Regions from separate parts of the Mus musculus genome. Here region 2 is linked to region 1. The links are chromatin loops, found by intact Hi-C in ENCODE. Cell type or tissue: left cerebral cortex. All regions are shown on one strand.

Evidence for each region. Peaks named below come from ENCODE experiments on the same cell type or tissue, not always from the same donor. Only the 100,000 strongest peaks of a DNase experiment are listed, where the experiment ranks them.
Region 2: it touches region 1 in a loop (1.8-fold over the local background); 3 of 42 quality-filtered maps call a loop at or near these places.

The regions. Positions count from the first base shown.
Region 1 is chr8:122,924,955-122,932,954 of GRCm38, reverse strand. All of the region lies in intron 2 of Ankrd11 (ankyrin repeat domain 11), which reads left to right. Among named protein-coding and RNA genes, the nearest start is that of Gm39272, 4.8 kb to the left of the region's middle. In left cerebral cortex, a CTCF peak has its summit at 5,986 (motif pointing left); DNase peaks (open chromatin) are centred at 929, 1,699, 3,474 and 3,895; H3K27ac peaks cover 4,478 bases.
Region 2 is chr8:122,984,096-122,992,095 of GRCm38, reverse strand. All of the region lies in intron 1 of Ankrd11 (ankyrin repeat domain 11), which reads left to right. Among named protein-coding and RNA genes, the nearest start is that of Gm24445, 5.2 kb to the right of the region's middle. In left cerebral cortex, no CTCF peak of the experiment used is centred here; no DNase peak of the experiment used is centred here; H3K27ac peaks cover 559 bases.

The DNA of each region.
Region 1 (8,000 bases):
TAGACAACTTGTGGCCTGGAGTTGTCTTCTCACCACCAGCACACATGGGGGCCCACTCCCTGTCTGTCAAATAAAGGTGTAGAGGCCAACAAGTGTTCTTAGTGTCAGCTTGTGCTTGAGGGTTTATCAGCCCAGTTTCTGGGTGAAGCCTGAAACATGTGATAGAAGTATAATAAAAGCATTCTTAGCATTGTGGGGTGAAAGAAGAGAAAGATAGTAAGATAGGTATTGCCATGAGGAAGTGGTCACAGGGATAGCTCCTGTCTGCGTGCAGTCATTTCTGCACCCTTTTGCATGCTTCCCTATTTCCAGGGGACTTCACATTTTTACAGCCCCTTCCCACAAAGCAGAAGAAATGATAGAAATAGATTTTTAATTCCAAACCGTGATTGGTTGCTCTGCTTTCCCAGAAACCTAATCATTTTCTGCTGGACCCTTTGCTTAGGCAACTTCCTGCCTTTTCTTTGCAGTTGTTGCTCGCTTGTGTAGACTTAGCTGTCAGCAACTCTCTTGAGCCATAGCCCAGCTTCTGAAAGCTTGAAAGGCTCTGAAGGAAGGAAGGAACTGTGTGCGGGAGGCCAGGGAAGAGCAAACTGTTGAGACTGGGCCCAGGAAGCCCTCCAGGTGGATGACTCTTGTCAGGCTTGGCCATTTCTTGCCTGTAACATGCCAGTACAGGATTATGGATCCACTGTGTTATGATTTGTAGGTGTGTCCTTATGCAGATGACTTGGCATATGTGGGGCTGCAGACTGCATTTGCCTTCATGCTATTGCTCTGCTGAACAATGATGTCTAGAGAAAAAGTGTAGGCTGGAGAGAGGAGGGGGTGGGTGATGATCTTTACTTTACTCTGGAAATCTTTTTTATTTTAATGCCATTATCTTCTATTTGCAGCTTTCAGAAATCAGCTGGTGTCACTGCACATATGCTTAGAACTGTTGCTATAACGACAAGCCTGGCAGCCCACACAGTCCTTCTGGAAGGCCTGGGTGCTGCTTGTAGCATCTGTTACAGGAGGACACACATCCCTCTGACCTGGGAGGATCTGTCAGTTGCTATGTTTCTTAAAGCCTCTGCTTTCTTGTGTGGTTGCCTGCTTACTTCACCTGGTCAAGATGCCGAGCTGTGTGTTTAGTGCAATGAGAAGTAGAACCTTGAGACTGTCTGTTTCTGCTCCTCTCCTTCCCACACATGCAGCAGAAACAGGGCCATTTGTTAGTTGGTGCCGTCCAGCCATCGTTGGAAAACTGGATTTGAGCCCTTTACCATGGAAACCTCAAATTTAGGAGCAATATTTCATATAAACAACATTTTCTTCAAGTTGCTTGACTATGGGTTATAACTCCTTGGTTATATGTATTAAAGAAATTTGGTGTCATTTCTGTATTATAACTATCTTCATCTGTATATACAGTAATAAAATTATAATCTATATGAAATTGGATTTGAAAAGTAAATTGTTCTTTCCATGCGTCATTTGGCTGTCATCTAGCAACTCCCACTTGACTACATACAAAATGACTTTTTAAAACTTTGTTGGTTGTGAACTCCCTGAGAATTGGGTAAGCGCTCTGGGTCCATCCTGAAAGGCTTTGCATTTGTGGGTATCTTCTCTTTTTTTAAAAATCTCCGGATTGGTCCCTTCCTCCCCCTGCCCCCATCTCTATGTAACCCTGGCCATCCTTAAACTCACTATGCAGAGCAAAGCTGGCCTCGAACTCAGACACCCACCTGCCTCTCCCTTTTTAGTGTTGGGAATAAAGTCATGTGCTGCCACATCCAGCTTTTGGTATCCTATATAATTTGGGTGTTTTCAGAACTCTGGACTCTGATTTACCCCTCATTTTAGTTATTTTTACCATGGAGAGAGCTTCACTTGAATTTGTAACTCTTATTTAAAGTTGTTCACTATTGTTTTCTTGGTCACATTCCACTGACTCTGTTTGCAGAGTTCCCTTTCCTGTTGATTAGCCTAACACCTTCTGTCTTCAGGTTTACAGTGTTCCTGAGGCAGCCTTAGAACTCTGTAGCCCAGGCTGTTTCCAGAATGGCTGTGGTGCTCTTATCTCACCCTCTTGAGTGCTGGGATTACAAGCTTCCTATCTTTTGGTAAATTGATAGCAAAAGACATTTGTTCTGGTCTGAAGTGGAAAAACCAGGCATGGTGGTAAGTCAAAACAGTCTCACTGACTGGGCAGTGTAGCTGAGTAGGTTCATTGAAAGGTGTCTTCAAAATAAGGTCGAGAGCAGTAGGGGAATACACTGGAAGTTGGATTCTGATCTCCACACGTATATGTGTACACACACACACAAAACACACACCAGAAGTGCACAAATACATTCATTTGTAGTAACAAAACTTGTGAAGAAACAGTTGTTAGTTAACAAGAGAATGGGTAATTTTCAGACATTACACATCTCACCACAGTTATTACAAAGCACCCATAGTTAAGTCTGTATAATATTTAGCCTTGGAAAGACGAGAGTCAAAGTAGGAAAATTGGTTTAGGGGAGAAGAAACAATAGTAGATGAGTGTGTGTGCTGAGCCTCAGCCATATGTTAGCTCTTACGGGTCGTACATTAGAGGGGTTTGAGTGCTCAATAGTTAAGAGCACTTGCTGTACAATCATGAGGATTTGGTTGGCTCTAAAAACCATGCAGCAAGCTGAGACTTGTTGTGACTGCAGCAGTGTAGGGGCAGAGGAGGGTGCCTGGGACTTGCCCAGCCCCAGCTTCAATGAGAGACCCTGTTTAGCAGAATATGATAAAGTGGAGCATCCATTCTATATCTTTTTTCTGGTGGTAGTGGGGAGCATGCCCCTTCTATAAATTGTGATCCCTTAGAGAACTCTGAGTGTCTCAGCAAGTGTTCAGTATAGGCTGTATACCCTGAAGTAAATCCTGAAGAAGTAATGCCCACAAAGCTGTGATGTCCACGAAGGAGTGGCCTGGCTAGTGAGAGCAAGAGCAAGCCGGCACAGAAAGCAAGCCTCTGCCTCTGTGTTGTCTTTTATACCGGCTGCCAGCAGAAGGTGTGGCCCAGATTAAAGGTGCATCTTCCCACCTCAAAGATCTGGATTAGAAGTAGGTCTTCCCACATCAAATGATTGAATTAGAGGGGAAAATCCTTCACATTCAGTTTTAGTTCATTCCAGATGTAGTCAGGCTGACAACCAAGAATAGCTGTCACAGTTCTTTTGTGGAAATCACAAGATATAATTCCTTCAGGTACCCTCTAGATTTCTGAAATAGTTGTAAAAATCCATGCTTTCATACTTACAAATATCATGTGGTTTTGGCACCTCAGACTTTAGATCTTTGGGATTTGTTTGCCTCAGAGTTGTTTTGGTTCTTAGTATGGCATTGGACTGTGGCGTGTGAAGGAGCTTCCAGTAGGCAGAAATGGACTGTGTGGCTATTGTGCATGCTGAGGCCTCCAGTCCTGGTTTTGGCTGCTGGATGTGGGTATGCCAGTTTTCCTCTGGGAGTCTCATTTCTCTCTATGAAGTAGTTCTATCCACATCATCTGGGGAAAAAAATGTAAGCATAAAACATTGTATAAGTAAGATATGGTTAATGCATTTGAAACCACAGAACTTATTTTCTATAATCAAATCAGATTATATGAACTGATATGTTTAGTGAAAATACAGATATTCAAATAAGCCTGTCTTTGTAAAAGTCACATTCTTGGGTCTGTATTCATTCCTAGCCTAGTGTTGTTAACTTCTGTCCAAAACCAAACTGCTAAAGTGTGAGAACACTCCTTGAAGATGCAGAACTCTCGACCAGCCCTGTCTGCCTGACTTCACTACAGCAATCTGGTATATGTGGCAGCCCACAGAACCCACCGTCTTCTTTAGAATCTAATGTGTTGTAGTGAGTCCTTGTGTGCTGTTGCTGAGCCGTTGCCGTGGGTGAGTCAGTTTTTGACCATGTTAGAAGTGACTGGGGAGACTGGATCAGCATAGAAACAAGGCTTCTGTATGGAATAGGAAGTAAAAGTCACCTCAGGACAGACATTTTAAACTTCCCCTTCTGTCTTAGAGCCTGAATGAAGTTGAGGCCAGCAATCCAGCAGCATCGGTAACTCGCACACTAGGGTCAGCTCCTGTCTTATTCCTGCCTGAGAGACTGCGGGAAGGCTCACTGATGAGCACCACACAAGGTAGGGGTGTGGTTCTGATCCTAGAGAGAACTAAACATTTCTGGCAGCAAACCAGCCATTGTTTTTGAAAACATGGGCAGAGGTTCACACAGGCAAGTTAACAGAATGACATTCTTCATGTGATGATGGATATATGCCTTCCAGTATTTTCTGTTCTGATAATTGACTTGAGAAAGCTTCTTTCTTCATAATTGCCAAAATTGGAAGCAGCCAAGATTCAGCAGGTGAATGGATAAACAGTGATGTGGCCAGACAATAGGATATTATTTCATTGCTAAAAACAACCCAGCTTTAATCACAGAGGAACCACACCTGTGCATTACAAAGCTAAAGAAACCCATCGTGGGGGCTCTGATGCCATGACTCTGCAGTTAAGTGCACTTGTGATGGAAGCTGATGACCCACATTGGATCTCCAGTACCCACAGCAGAAGGAAGGACTGCTGACCCTACGTGTGTGGAGTGGCACGTGTGTACACCTCCAACAGAAACACAAGACATTTACAAAGAAAAAAATTTCCTTCTTTCTTCCTTTCTCTCTCTCTCTCTCTCTCTCTCTCTCTCTCTCTCTCACCTGCCTGCCTGCCTGCCTGCCTGCCTTCCTTCCTTCCTTCCTTCCTTAAATAAATAAATAAATAAATAAATAAATAAGCTGTCTTGAAAAGGCAACATGATATAGGGTTCTAGTTCTGTAAATCCTGAGAAAAGCAAAACAGGTCCACGGCTGCCAGGCCAGGAGGACGCAGAGCAGATGGCCAGACCACAGAGGATGTTTAGAGCAGTGAAACTGGGCTATATGGTGTGTTATAATAGTGGATATAAATGACTGCATTTGAGAATTACAGGACGTTTAGCACTCAGTGTGAACCTGTTGTAAATAATGAACACTGGGCATTAGTAGTGATTGCTGGACCATGTAGAGGCTGTGTACCTTTGAGGTAAAGGTATGTGACAACTCTCTTTTATATTCAATATTCCTGGAAACTTAAGGCTGCTCTAACTAATGGATGGTTAATATGCTAAAAATAATACTGAACTAAAGCCCAGCAACAACTAGAGTTTGGACAACTCCACCGTGGTGGGTGGCCCTTTATCTTTGTGAAACAGCCCCAGATGACCTCTAGTAGTGTTGTGTGGGAAAGGGCAGGGATTCTCTTCTAGACAACATCATGTTCAGACTTTTTAGAACCTGTTGTGTAAACAAAACAGTGCTAGAGTTCTGCCAGAGAAGATGAGAGTAGGAAGAAACTGGAGCTTCTTCAGCAGTTACTTTGTTTATAAGCAAGCAGGGAAGGCAGCACTGGTCTCTGTTGTATATCATAGACTCCACCAGGAAAGCAGCACGAACAAAGCCAGGTGTCGTGACCACTAGTGGCTAAGGCCTCCATGTTGGGTCATCGCCTTTGGGAGCACTGTGCTCAGACACGCAACTCAGCCATGACTCTTCTGTTTGCCTGCCTGCCATGCTTTCTGTACCACAACCTCTCCAGAGTCATTGTACTTTATGGTTTATGGAGTACCTCTTTATTATGTGTCACTCCAAGAGACCATGATCCTGTCTTTATGTAAAGATTAAAAGCCGGGCTAGAGAAACTGCCCTCCCAGAGGTCCTGAGTTCAATTCCCAGCAACCACATGGTGGCTCACAACCATCTGTAATGGAATCCAGTGCCCTCTTCTGATGTGTCTGGAGACAGTGACAGCGCACTGACGTACATTAAATAAATAAAAGGACACCAGCTGCTGCTGCTCTGGAGGTCCCGAGCTCCATGCCCAGCACCACTTGGTAGCTCGCAGCAGTGGGACATGGCGCCCTCTTCTGTCACGCAGGCACACATGCAGGCAGAGTGCTCTTATACATAAATAAATAAACAAGTTAGAGATGAGGATGCCTGTAAGGCTGCTCACTCCTGGAAAGCACACACCATTATTGTCCCAGGGCTGTCTGTGGAGTGTAGAATGACGTTCTCTGAGACTTGGTTCTCCACTAGAGAGCTGTCCAGCCTTTCCAAAGTCTAAACAAGAGATGCTGTGATGTATAGGAGGAGGTGCCTTAGTAGGTCATAGGTCAGGAAGTGTGACACTGTCATTTTTTTCTGTGAATTGTCACAGTACAAAGTTTATAAACAAATTTGATTAGAAAAAAGAATCTTCTTGTAAGTGGTACTAAGAACACACTCTGTTTTCTGTCACTAAACAAGGAAAATGCCAAGTGGCTTTGTAGGGAGGGGCTTTGAAGTCTTCTGCTCTTGGGTCCACCCTGGAATGTCCAGACCTTAGCATGCCAGGATTCCTAAAGAACATACCAAGCTCTGAGACTGATAACCTCAGCTGAGGCAGATGGCAGTTCCTATCTGCTGTCCTCTCATCTCTACCTTGTCATTCCTAAGTTTACCATATCAGGGCTCTAAAGGGCATTCATTTGCTTGATGTCACGTGACATACTTAGAAGTTTCAGAATAATAATTGTAATGCAACCAGGAACACTACCATTCCTGCAAAGAGGAATTTGTGCGCTCTAATGCTCACGCACGCACATGTGTACATACGTACATGTGCTATTTTAGGTTTTGGGTTTTTTTCCCCTCTTCTTATCCACATAGCATGTGAGAGTTGGTTCATTCCTTTGTATTCATGAAGAGAAGGGAGGTGTGAACTGCCTGGAAGGGCGTGGTTGGGATAGCTGTTGGAGTTCCCCTGCTTTAATGGTCGTGAGCTTTGTGTCATAGGTCTTGCTCAGGAATACAGCTGAGTGCAGTGCTGTGCCCACGCTGCTAGTCTCACAGGGGCATGGTTTTGTGTGTGTGTCTGTGTGTGTGTCTGTGTGTGTGTCTGTGTGTGTGTGTGTGTCTGTGCATATGTGTGTCTGTGTTCAGATGCATCTAGAGGCCTGAGGGAAACATTGGGTATTTGCTACTCCAGCACAGCCCATCCTTTTCTTCCTTTTTAAAGAAAGGTCTCTCATTGACCTGGAACTGAACAAGTCAACTAGACCGACTAGCTAACAAGCCCCAGAAACCTGTGCATCCCTGTTTGCTTATCTGTCTGTCTGTCTAAGCATATGCCATGAGGATCAACCCCAAATCTTGGTGCTCAGAGGACAAGCACTTTGTAGACTGAGCTTTCTTCCCAGGAGCTCAAGTAGGGCAGGGTCCTGGAAGCAGAAACTGACAGCCAGATCGTGGAGGGTGCTGGCTTCCTTCTCATAGCTTCTTCCACCTGCTTTCTTAGAGAACCCAGTGTGGTCTGGGCTCTCCCTCACAGGGCTAGGGCCTCTGCTATCTATCACTAATTAAGAAAATGCTATATATACAACTGGATTTTATAGAGGCATTTTCTCAGTTTAAGTTCCCTCTAGCTGGTGTCAAGTTGAAATTAAACTAGCCATCTGTGTTCCTGTCCCCTCATCGGATTGCTTTTACTGTTTGTTTTTCACTGTGCTTATAGGCCTGCTCTCTGACCCTGGCTCTGGACATGGCCTGCCTTGTTCACACTTTATCTTTTCACCCTTACACCAAGTATTCCATAGAGCAGTAGGTTGAAAATGGAAGTGAGCTTTTTTTTTTTCTCTTTAGATTCTGCTTTGGGTGTCTAATTAATTAATCTAATTAAGAATTTTCCTTACCTCCAGTTTTCCTCTGAGAAAAGGATTTTCTCCTTTTACATTTTTTATTTTGTTTTGTTTTGTTTTGTTTTTGAGACAGGGTTTCTCTGTGTAGCCCTGGCTGTCCTGGAGCTCACTTTGTAGACCAGGCTGGCCTCGAACTCAGAAATTCTCCTGCCTCTGCCTCCCAAATGCTGGGATTAAAGGCGTGCGCCACCACACCCGGC
Region 2 (8,000 bases), 59 kb before region 1:
TTAGACCTAACTCTTCTTAAATTGGTGATCCATATTTATTCTATTTGTGAGAGTGACATGGCCCTTGTGTGGAAGTCAGAGGATACTCTTAGTGTCCTGCCTCAACTTTCTATGGTTTGAAAACCATAGCATAAGCCAGTTCAGCTGGCCTATGAGCTAAAGCTCCTAGTGTCTACCCCTTCCATTTCCTGTAGGAGTACAGGGATCACTGATACTTAGGCTGCTGCGGCTGGCTTTTATGTAGATTCTGGCAATCAAGCTTTTGGGACAATTGCTTTAGCTGATGAGCCACCTCCAGCTCTTAGTGTTTATTACTTTTAAAGAATGTGTATTTCTGGGATATTCTAACTGTAACACTTGCACAGGTGAGCACATGTGTGGATTTTGCATGGACATGATTGTGTAGGCACATGGCGGTCAGAGCAGGACGTTGAGTGTCTTCTTCCTTCCTTGTTTTCTGCCTGGAGACAGGGTCTCGTGCTGGATTGGAAGCTCACCACCCTGGCTAGGTTGTTTGACCAGCAGGCTCTTGTGATCTACTTGTCTCTGCTTCAGTGCTCGGGTTACACGCATACTCATGCATGCCCAGCTCTAAGGGTTTTATTGCAGTGAAGAGGCACCATGAGCAAGGTAGCTCTTAGAAAGGAGAACATTTAATTTGGGCTGGCTTACAGTTTTGGAGGTTTAGTCCATTATTATGGCAGGAAGCATGACAGCATGCAGGCAGACATGGTGCTGGAGAAGGAGCTGAGAGTTCTACATCTTGATCAGAAGGCAACTAGGAGGAGACTGTATGTACTGGGTGCAGCCTGAGCATAGGAGGAGACCTTAAAGCCCACCCTCACAGTGACACACTCCTCCCAACAAGGCCACACTCCCTAATGCCACACCACAAGGACCAAACATTCAAACACATGAATGGGGAGGGGGAGGGCAAACCTATTCAAACCACGCTTGCAGAACAAGTGTTCTTAACCTACTCAGCCATAGCGCCAACCCCTACTTTATAATAACTCATATTGAAAAAATCTTGTGAATACACTGTCAGTCTTAATTGTGTACAGGATTCTGCTCCCAGTACAAAGATCGTTACCTTCTAGACTGAACTTGAAGTTTACATTATAGTAAATTATTTTGATAAATTCTGATAAATACACTGTTAGTCTAAGGTCTTGAATGATTCCAGAAAAGTCTTTCACAAAGACACTATAGTAAAATACCTTTTTAGGTAGTAAGCATCATTGGTTAGCCTCTTGATTTGCTTACCTGTGATCACTGTTTAATTATATTTAAATTTCATAGCTTTAGGCTTGTATATCTGAAATACGTTTTCAGTGCTCTTACTCTAATTACTGGGTAGTAGAATATATTCTGCTATTGTACTTTCAAGATCTTAAAACAAAAATATGTATGAATTAGATGTGGCATATGACATTTTAAAAAAAAGTTGTACTGTTGTTTGACCCTGGCATTATAGGAGCATTTTTACTTCATATTAATGTGTGTAAGGTGCTTATTGTTTAATAACAGCAAAGTAGATTCCTTTGGAGGAAGCTTGTCTCTCTTAACTGGTGAGCTAATTCTACATTGTAGGCTGGGTGGGGGGGCAGACAGACAGACAGACACAGACAGAGATACAGACTGTCTCTCCATTCGTCCTGTTTTTCTTGGGTCTGGAAAGTCTGGAGAAAGGTGAGTTCTCATCTGTGTAGGCCTGCTGTGAGGCTTGGGTAGCTTCTAGAGCCTAACCAGGACCCTGTCATAGATTGTGGGAACTTTTGTAGCTTGAATTTTTCCAAGTAATTATATGACGGTTTTTTAAAGTTGTTTGTCCCTGGCATAATGGGAGCATTCCCACTTCATCCTAATATATGTAAGCTGTGTGTTGTTTAACAGCAGCACAGTGGATTCCTCTGGAGGCAGCTTATGACTCATCCCATTGTCTTCTTAACTTCCGGACAGGATGTGGGCATGGGTCTACATTCTGTGTTTTGGCATAATCCTAAAATGTCATACTTTGCTCTATGTCTGTGTTTGTCTTGATGGGAGTAAGTCATAGACTGTGGGGGGTTAAACAGTAGGCTGTGACCTGGTTCCCAAGAATCCCAGCAGCACTTGGGAGGCAGAGGCAGGCGGATCTCTGAGCTTGAGGCCAGCCTGGTCTACAGAGTGAGTTCCAGGACAGCCAGGGCTACACAGAGAAACCCTGTCTCAAAAAAAGTGGATATCCTTGAAGTTCATGCAGTGGTGACGATGCTGTTCATACTGTGGTGTGTCTTGTCCGTGTTGAGTTCAGCTCTTAGCGGGATTACGCTTGGCAATTTGGAATGGAAACATTGTTAAAGATTTTAAGACTTTGCAGGGTTCAGTCTAGAACAGCTTTATATAGTTTGCAGTGCTGCTGCTTGTGGTGTGGATCTGCTCAGTCCTGTGAGTCTGAAGCTGAGCGAGTGTTTCGGTATGGTGGTCTCTGGCACTATGTGTCACCTGCTCACCCCTTTGTGTGGATGGGTGGCTAAGCCGTGAGTTTGAAGCCAGTACATAATGAGGCTACATAATGAGGCTGTCTGAAAAAACAAAGCAAAAGGACATCAAACCAAACCGGTATCTCCCACCAAAACCTTCCTGTTTATTAATAAAGATGTAATCTACTAGAGCTTTTATGGTGTTGGGAGGAAAACAAACTTTATCATAGTTGGATATATAATTGCTTTTAAAACACCATCACTACCTCAACATTTAGTCCTCCTGCCTCTTCCTCCTGTGTGCTCAGGTGACAGGTGTATGGCTGTGCCTGGCTTACACTTGAGTTTTGATCACCATGAGTCATGCCCTTGTGATAGCCATAACTGTCCACTGTGCTCATTACCTTTGAGATAAGTAGAATGCATGCAGTTGGTTCTGCTTTGGCAACCTCTGACACGTTGATCTTACCCTGTACTGAGCAGATATGCCATGTCTTCCTGCTGTGGTGGACTATAACCCTCTTAAAGCTGTGAACTGAAGTAAATCTTTAATCCTTAAAGGGGAAGCAAGCAGGAAGCCGTTAACATTGATAACTGGCAATCGGGTCCTTTGATTTAGAAGATTTTCTAGGTTCTTTGCATGGTCTTTCAGATTGTGGATCATGTCTTAAAAATCTCTTATGCCTTGGTGGTGTTGCCTGCCTTTAATCCCAGCACTTGGGAGGCAGAGGCAGGCAGATCTCAGGGAGTCTGAGGCCAGTCTGGCCTACAGAGTGAGAGACTGCACTCCCCATTCCTACAGTATACTCCCCTCACCCCCACACCCTCACCCCCCACACCCTCATCCTCCACTCTCCCCCAAAAAAAGGAAGAAAAAAAGAAGTAGATTTCTTCTCAAATCAAGACCACAATAAGATGACTTCTTAGGCCTTTGTAAATTTGGCGTTTTTACCATCTTTACACACACACACACACACACACACACACACACACACACACACACACACACCCTCTACCTCTGAAGGTCTCTAGAGGTCTAAAGGCCTCAAAGGTAGAATGTCATTCTTCTTTGATTGTTTTTATTGTATTTTTTTGAGACAAGGTTTCTCTGTATAGTCCTGACTGTTCCGGAACTCAGAGATGCTTGTCTTTGCTTCCTGACTGCTGGGATTAAAGTCTGGGCTACCACACCTGGCGCTTAGAAATTGGGTTTAAGGACTTTGTAGTACCGAGGCTGGTGTTTGGTTTTGACCTCAGATGCTATACTCACAGCCCTTAGCCTAGAAAAATAACACTTTAACTTTTCAATATGACCAATCTTATAGATTCTACATAGTCCTTGGGCCAAGTTCATAAAAGTCTCATCTGTGGAACTTGGTTCAGCCAGAAACCAGGCTGATGTTTAGGGCTGATGTTGGGGCAAGTCTGTTTCTCCTCCTGAATCACTGCATCATCCACCTTTCAAAGCCTGGTCTCGGCCACAGCAAACCTGAAGAGGTCAGAGAGGTTTTCCTAGGGGCCCAGAAGTAGCTGCAACATCTGTATGCACTGTATATGATCAGGCCAGACCTCTGGAAATGATGATTCTGTGGTGAGGTGACATAATGACAGACAAGACAGCTTGGGAGCAAAAAAGCCTTTTCTCAATTTTTTTTAATTCCCAAAATAATTTTTAAAAATTTTTGTATAATTGCTTATTGTTGTGCTTGCTGGCCCATTTCCAAGTTCCTTCTACGTGTGTGTGTGCAATGTTGTATGTAAACTTATTCTATATACCAGTAGTTGGTTAGCCTCTGTCCTTGAATACTGTCATTTATCTGACTTTAGTAGATGTATTGATTATCGCTGGTGTATAGAAATGCAGTGGACCTGTATATCTTTGTTTGTATATTGGGAATTTTTCTGTCTACCTATGAGAATACTAGGAATGCTAGAGGCTTTCCAGACTTCACTACCCAACAGTGTTGTGTATGGAAATTAACCACATTATAATGTGAAGCACTAGAAGCTGGTATTCATGACATTTAAGTCATACTAAACTAGAGAAGCAAAGAGGAAGCGTTGCCAGAGGAGCAGCACACTGCAGCCTGGTTGCTAGGACGGTCAGTCAGGAGAGTCTGCTTAGAGGCCAGGGAGGGAGGGATCCTGCTTCACTGTTCCTGTGGGCACAGGCTAGTCATAGAGCCACCAGTGGGACTCTCAGCAAAGAGATTAGATTTGGCCTGCAAGATTTAGGGTGACTTGTCCACCAGACAAGGGAAGGAAGAGGTGAGGGGAGAGAAAATACTCAGAGGAAAGTGAGAAGAGGGATTGGTAGGTTGATCTGCTGGCTTAGGAGCATGTGTGAAGGAGATGAGCAGGAAGTATTTTTTTTTCCATTTTTTAAAAAAATAGATTGAAAGGTGTAGAAGTTCGACTTGGAGTGAATTATCTTTGTCATCACAAGATTTCTGTCATCTTTGTTTCTTGGAAGGAAAGACCTGCTATTGCGAGATGGGCTTTGTGTTGGTTTTAGTTTAGCATGAACTGAAGTGCAGTTTTTATTTCTCTCTCTTCCTCTTCCCTGTGCTTGATTTTGTTACTAAGACCAAGGCTCAGTGCTGTTACCTCAGCCTCTGGATGGGACCAGCTCTGCCCCGCGCCACTGTGCTTGCTTTCCGCTTTCCATTTTGGGGCTGCCCTCAAAGAAACTTAGTTTAGTTTCCTGTTGTGAAAATTCTTGCAGGTTGATATTCGCAGTTTGTGTGTGTGTGTGTGTGTGGTTTTTTTTTTTTTTTTTTTGGATGCCTTTTTGTTTTCTGTCACCTGAGCTGGTAGTTCAAGGTGTAGCCCAGGTTGGCCTTGAACTTTTGGCAGTTCTCCTGCCTCAACACTCTAAAGTGTTAGGTTTGTATTTGTGAAACAATACCTGGTTTGATCCTTCCCTCCCTCCCTCTCCCCTCCCACATTTTATTACCTGTTGATGTTTGCGGAGGCCAGAGGCACATCCCTCTCCTCTAAGTCCCCTTGACCTGGAGCTTGTCAGTCAGTCTGGATGAGCGGTGGTCCCTGGGAGTTTGCTTCTGTCTCCACAGCATGGTACAAAATGTGCATTACCATGCCTGGCTTCTGTCGTTTACTTGTTAATATTGTTTTATATGTCTGTGTACCTCTTAGGTGCTTGGTGCCCAAGGAGGTCAGAAGGAGGCTTCAGGTCCCCTAGACCTGGAGTCGAACGCAGCCTTACTGTAGGCTAGCTTGACTGGCCAGTGAGTGCCATAGATCAGAGCTCAGGTCCTTGTGCTTGTACAGCAAGCGTGTGACCCACTTTTTACTTGTTTTCCTGGGCCCAGAAGATTCTTCTTCACTCTGAATAAACAGCTGAGACGGGGCTGTATGCATGGCCAGAAAGAAGGGTTGAGCTCCCAGTGTACACACAGCTTGACTCGGAGCCTACCTTCCTTCAGCCTTTTGTGCTGTTACATGCTGTAGCTCTTGCAGCCTCTCGGGACGCTTTTTAGGAAGTTGATGCCATTCTTGTTGTTACTCCTCTGAGTTTCATCCGTATGTTGGAACAAGAGAATTTTGCTTCATATTCATGATGAAGAACCTGTCTTTTTCCTGGGGATGTCAGGATTGCTGGAGGATCTTCAGGACTATGTACAAAACCTTCTGCTCGTAGTATCACCTTCCAGGCTAATGGATGGTTTAACATAGTCACTAAACCAGTACAAATTGTCCTTCTAGAAATTGTGAAAGTTTAGAGATGAAGAACATTGATTGCCAGCATTTTGAATTAAATAAATAGAAGTTTTTAAAAAAGAGACATTCTGGAGCACAGACAACTTGCTGTTCCCCTGGCACCCACATTGGACATCTCACAGCTGCCTGTAACCTCAGCTCCAAGTACGGATCCTCTTCTCTGGCTTATTTGGGTATCTGCACCCAGGTGGCATACACATGCATCCTTTATTCTGTATGCTGACCAGTTATGATCAAGTCTGTGAGTAAAGTGACAGTGGATGTGTGTTGATGGCTACATTCCTGGCTTCCTAGCAGACGACATCTGAAAGTTAATTACCACACCACTGAGTAACCACAGTCTCATGGGTCCCTGCTTCACTTTTCTTGCCTAATATTTTAGGGCAATGTTGGTTTTACCCAGTTATTCAGTCTTATAAGTCAGCATAAATTCTTTAGGACACCAGTCTGCTCAGCTCCCAGAATCTCCGCAGTTTCATTTCTCCTACTTGTTCTCTGCTGCTCTTGTCCTTGGATGCTCATGAGCTGTTAGGTGACTGGCATCAGAAGGCTTTGTTTGAGAAGAGATCTCACTTTGTAGCCCAGTTTGGCCTCAGCCTTCAGGTCCTTCTTCCTTAGCCTCCTGAGGGCAGGGATTATAGAGAGGAGCCACTGTTCCTGACTGACAGGCCTTGATGTGTTTGAAATTGAGTGTCGTGTTCCTGTAAGAGACTGGTCTTGCCACATGTCATATTGATCTCATCCCACAGAGCAAGTGCGGGGTCTATGAGACCTCTGTTTTGGAATATGTATGGAAGGGCTGTTGGGTCTTTGCATTTAAAAGCTAATCCCACCCCCAAACCAGTCCTCTCCAACAGTGTTGTCGGGCGGGGGCAGAGTTTTCTCAGTTTAGAGAAAAATTTTCTTAGGTGATTATTACATGATTATTACACAAGGTTATTTTGGAAGAGGGAGAAGGAAGAACTAAGCCAGTGTTTACTTATTAGATTTATTTGTGAAGAGGGGAGATCAGGGGAGGTGAGAACTCACTTTGCAGTCCTCAGTCCATACAGAGAAGAATGTACTGATGTCAGGAGGTGGGCTTGCTAAGAGGCATGTTGAGAGAAGCTATGGCGGTCTCTGAAGTAGGTAAGTGCCTGTTCTGTGGAGCTCCTTGTCGCCGTTGATATCCAGTGAGTGGAAAGACTAATCAGTGGTTTAAGTAGAGGGTCTTGAATTATACGTATATGACACACCATGTTCATTCTTATATGTCTGTTGAAAGAAAAGAACTAAATGTTACTAGTCTAGCCTTGATGCAGCTACTTTTCAGGCAAAGGCGTCTGTCTCTTCTCTCCAAACTACAGCTCCTTGTCAAAGCATATGTCAGACTCACTTTCACTCTTTTATTTACTGATTTTTCTAATGATTGGGATAAGGTCTCACATGGTAGTTCTAGCTGGCCTAGAACTCACTATGGCCAGGCTGGCCTCAAACCCAAGAGGTGCACCTTCCTCTGCTCCTCAAGTGCTGGCACTAAAGACGTGGCCCACCACACTCTGTGGGGAGGCTCTGACTGAGAGTCTGGTCTTGCTTGAGTTGGGACTAGTGAACAGTGTGTATTTCTGTTTTGAAGTAATGTATTCCGGATGCTTTTTGAGTCTCAGGAGGAGAAAGCTGCTGCTGCTGCTGCTGCTGCTGCTGCTTCTTCTTCTTCTTCTTCTTCTTCTTCTTCTTCTTCTTCTTCTTCTTCTTCTTCTTCTTCTTCTTCTTCTTCTTCTTCCTCTTCCTCTTCCTCTTCCTCCTCCTCCTTCT